Linked DNA regions of Homo sapiens: region 2 is linked to region 1. Evidence: chromatin loops called from intact Hi-C (ENCODE). Cell type or tissue: testis. All regions are shown on one strand.

Region 1 (2,500 bases):
TTGAACTCCAATATAAAGTGAAGAAAAAGTTTGCTACAAATGTGAAAAACCACTAATGATACAACACAGTATCTTCTGGAAACTGTGAACAGATTAATTAGAAGATGTAACCTACAGGAAAATCTCCTGTTTACTTGATTAAATCATAAAATTCACAGACTCATGTAATACAGCCAGAGAGGTGGCTTCCTAGCGCAAAGTAGTCATTCAATAAATGTTTATCGGCTTTTCAATGAATATCTAGTCCAGCATTTCTACATTAATAGCTATCACATAAAACTGAATCTCCAGGCAAATACATTTGGGAAACACTGAATTAAATAAAGTTAAGCAGGCTTTTTACTCTAGGACCTCTCAAACCTTTAATAAGCTCAGGTGATTTGGAATTACCATGGGAGAGTGGGTGAAAAGGGGCAGATATTACGCTATATTTCCGAAACCCATCTGATCCCCAAATTCCATTTTTCTCAAGATTTCTGTTTTAAGAGACACATTTTGGAACACGTTGACCAGGTTCAACTCCTTCATTTTAGAAACTGGACAATGCAAATCCCAAGAAGTCAACTGACTTGGCCAAGCACTCAATTTGCTAACAGCAAAGCAAGAATTCTGCCCCACCCCCTCAAGCTGTAACCTCCCCTCCCACCCCCTTCCCCACCACCCAATATATCTTGATTCCTAGCCCAATAGCCCAGGACTTTTCTCCTCAGAGCACTTTTGTTGCTCTCCTGCTAATAGATTTATTTTTACTACAAGTTTAGCCTAAAGGAAATACACTTTTAAAGCCAACAGTGGAGGTAATGCAGCATTACCTGGTGATGTGCCATGAGAATTCTAGCACTGTGTGGTCTCTTTTGAGTATGGATGATCAGTTACCTTTGTGAAGGTGAGCAGGGGCAAGTAGAATTCATGCTTCCATAGCACCCTTCAGTACATTTCCCTATTTTTAACTATTACGGTTTCCCCCTACACTGTTCATTTTAAGAGGTCAAGGAATTAGCTCTACAGTCTATCACATGGTATGTTCATGTTCGTGAACATCCATGGAATGAATGAATGACCAAATGAACCAACCAACAAGCTGTGTCTTGCTTTTAAAGGACTTCTCAGCTCTTTGAAGGAAAGAATGACTAAACCTCAACACCAGAAGATGGAAGAGAAAATGATTTCTGTTTCCAAAGAAGATCCAGGCTGAGATAAAGGGGCTGGGCAGAGGAGACCAGGCCGGATGACCCCAAGCCAACTCACAGGAGGGTATTTACTTTGGCGGTTTCCCAAAAAGAGTAACCAAAATAGAAACAATGTGGTCAGTTAGATAAACGTTTGCAAATTGCTTTGTTTCTTATATTGTCCATACTTTTTAAATCTAGAATTTAGTTGGGAGGGGAGACATAATTGGGATATGTATCTAAAGTCGACAGTAAGTAATTCTTTGGTAAATTACCTTGTTGGGAACGATTACTCTTGGAAGAAACGCTGAGTGCACAATTCAGATCACGCCCTCTAGTGGTGAAAGCTCACATTGGAGCGTGGCCTATGGAAACTCCTGGATGGCCAGTGTCTCTTCTTAGTCTCAGATTGTGCCAATATTAATTTTATTTCAGATTTTTTACTGGAGGAGGAAATTCCTTTTAACATTAATAACTTGCACAACGCCTTCATATATAAATTCTTCTGGCAAGAAATGCGTGGGTCAAATCTGAAGACCTCTTCTGTTTGGGCTCTGGATGTGTCAAGCCAAAAATTCTTGAAAAATAAAGGTGGTTAAAAGCAGTTAGGCCAGATGCAGTGGCTCAGGACCATCATCCCAGCACTTTGGGAGGCTGTGGTGGAAAGATCACTTGAGCCCAGGAGTTCAGCACCAGCCTGCGCAACAGAGCAAAACCCTGTCTCTATCAAAAAAAAAAAAAAAATTAATTACCCTGGTGTGGTAGCTTGTTCCTGCAGTCCCAGCTACTCAGGAGGCTGAGGCAGAAAGATTGCTTGAGCCCAGGAGTTTCAGGATGCAGTGAGCTATGATCACACCATTGCACTCCAGTCTGGGCTGCAAAGCAGAAGACCCTGTATCAAAAAAAAAAAAAAAAAAAAGCATTTAAGAAATGTGTGCATCCTCCTACTAATCTCAATTAAGTGATCATTTTCTAAGGGTAAGTGCATTTTTTTCCTTTCTTTTTAAGAATCAAGATAACATGAAGGGAACAGAGACACACACAAACTCACGAACTCAACCCAGGTATGTGTTTCTGGGATCCAGAGAGGGGGCGGTTCCAAGAGAAGGAATGTGGCAGGACCTCCTGATGAAAAAACCCATCTGGGACTTGAGAAATCTGGATTCAATCCTTGGCTCCATTGCGAGCTCACCGCATAATTAAGGGGGCAGATCAGCTAATCTCTCTGTCCTTCACTTTGTCCTCTTTAAAATGATAGTATCTGGCCTCTCCCCTCTTCTTAGGAATGCCATGTCAGCAGATGCTGGGACTGGAACGTGGGGCCGCAGAGG
Region 2 (2,500 bases), 170 kb after region 1:
TATTAGAATTTCCTATGAGTGATATAACACAGCACAGGAAACAGGCAGGTGGACTGTACCAGAAAGTGGTGTCGTATAGTATTGCAAGGATATATTTGCACTGGAGCTGGGAAATTAATTTGAATTTAAACAAGAAATAACCAGCCCTTAGACCACAAGCCTTCATGAACCAGGATTCTGAGCTGCTCAGGCTTAGAAAACACACAGCTCTCCTGGGAGTTGAGTTTTGAAGGGGGTTCACGCACAGAATCTAGTTATCTTTTTTTTTTTTTCAGGGTGAGGTGACACACAATAAAATGTTAACACAGAGAATGCTTGGGAATTTATAAACTTTGGTGAGGAAGAGAGGTAGAAACATGGTTTCTCTAAGGAGCAGTCATGCTTGACATTTTCAGAGGAAACTGGCATACACATTGATGCTAATGTTGGGGGAAACAGTTGTGTGTGATTTATAGATGATGAAAAACATTTGACAAGAATCTTTTGCAAAGGCTATCCTTTTTAAGGAGTCATGGCTGTAAGGAATGTTCTCTCAGGCATAGAGAACGGGTTTACAGATAAGAAAGAACACTCATAAACAGCAACTGCCCTGTGGAAGAACTGTAACCCCAGGGCCTTCTAACTGCTGGGCCTACCATCAATTTTTCGCTTCTTTTAAAAACTTAGCGATTGCATGTTCACTATTTAGGAACACAAACTAGCAAAAAAAAAAAAAAAAAAGGAAAATTTCCTGAAAACCTGCCACCAATCTTAGCTTTTTCACAAACGATCTTTGTATAAGAAGAAAGATGTAGAAAAATCTTCTGGTTTGGACCGGGGGTGGTGGCTCACGCCTGTAATCGCAGCACTTCGGGAGGCTGAGGTGGGCGGATCACGAGGTCAGGAAATCAAGAACATCCTGGCTAACGCGGTGAAACCCTGTCTCTACTAAAAATACAAAAAAAAAACTAGCTGGGCGTGGTGGCAGACGCCTGTAGTCTCAGCTACTCGTGGGGCTGAGGCAGGAGAATGGCGTGAACCCGGGAGGCGGAGCTTGCAGTGAGCTGAGATCGCGCCACTGCACTCCAGCCTGGGCGACAGTGCGAGACTCCGTCTCAAAAAGAAAAGTCTTCTGGCTTGGACACCGTACTAAGTTCCTACAACGATGCCAAGCTTATGGCCTGCACACAGAGGGGGAGTCTTCTAAGACTAGCTTTGAGGGAGCCTCAAAAGCCATTTTGCTCTATCATAGCACCTGACATCTTCATCATTACTGATACATTTATACTAGGGAAATATTAGGACTCAGTGAGTCTCTTTAGGAAAAGCCAGCATCTTATTGGCCATTACACACCTTAGCAGCGGTTACATTGCTATACTAAGGCCAACACCTTGGAAAGCAGAGCATAAGGCTCTGGAGAAAAGGGAAGTAACACGGTGCTTTGCAAATTGCAAAGACCTGTACAAAGGGAATGTTGTTATTATTGGTCCAAAGCAATGGGATTCTGGGTAAAACTGTGATAGAGGCTCTGCACCAAAGACATCAGACTCATAGGTCAGCAATGCCAATAAAACTCGGATATCAGTACGAAAACTGTGGGTCACCAAACAGAGACAATTGTCTAAACAACATGTGCAGTCACGAGACATGCAGGCCTGGTATCCCTGCCAAGAGGGTGAGAGTTGTATGGAAAACTTCCTCTGCACTCTGGAATTGTGCCCTGTGGCTGTGACTGCCTGGCTTTTACAGACTTCATGGTAACTGCAATTAAAAATGCAACAAACCCTCATACATGACAGGTGGGATTGTAAAGTTATATAGTCACTTTGAAAGACAATTTGACAGTTCCTCAAAAGGTTAAACATCAAGGTACGTTATCACCCAGCAATTCCATGCCTGCAATGTACCTAAGAGTATTGAAAACATATGTTCAAACAAAAACTTGTACACAAATGATCACAGCGGCATTCTTCATAATAGCTAAGATGTGGAAACAACACAAATATCCATCAATTGATGGATGAAGAAACAAAATTTATATTTTGTTTGTGTTCTATTTATACAATGGAATACTATTCAGCCTTAAAAAATAATGAAGAGCTGATCCATGCTACAATATAGATGAACCTTGAAAACATTATGCTAAGTGAAAGAAGTCAGACATAAAATGCCACATATGATTCCATTTATATGAAATGTCCATAATAGGCAAATTCATAGAGATAGAAAGTAGATTAGTGGTGGCCAGGAGCTGGGGGATTTGGGTGGGGAGAATGAGAAGCTACAGTGGGTATGGGATTTCTCTTTGGGGTAATGAAAATGTTCTGAAATTAAACAGTGGTGATTGTTACACAACTCTGTGAACGTATTCAAAGCCCATGTATTCTACACTTTAAAAGAGTGAATAATATGGTATGTAAATTATGTTAATAAAGGTTTTTTATTGTTGTTGAGATGGAGTCTTGCTGTCACCAGCCTGGAGTGCAGTGGCATGATCTCAGCTCACTGCAACCTCTGCCT

The links. Hi-C counts contacts between places; a loop is a spot of excess contacts. Peaks named below come from ENCODE experiments on the same cell type or tissue, not always from the same donor. Only the 100,000 strongest peaks of a DNase experiment are listed, where the experiment ranks them.
Region 2: it touches region 1 in a loop (5-fold over the local background); 23 of 110 quality-filtered maps call a loop at or near these places.

What each region holds. Positions count from the first base shown.
Region 1 is chr15:57,731,723-57,734,222 of GRCh38, reverse strand. LOC105370834 (a long non-coding RNA gene) reads right to left here and starts at 1,812. Exons shown (of 6, transcript XR_001751554.3): 1 at 1,445-1,812. In testis, a CTCF peak has its summit at 1,497 (motif pointing left); a DNase peak (open chromatin) is centred at 1,522.
Region 2 is chr15:57,566,136-57,568,635 of GRCh38, reverse strand. No RefSeq gene overlaps it. Among named protein-coding and RNA genes, the nearest start is that of GCOM1, 25 kb to the left of the region's middle. In testis, no CTCF peak of the experiment used is centred here; no DNase peak of the experiment used is centred here; H3K4me3 peaks cover 680 bases; H3K27ac peaks cover 967 bases.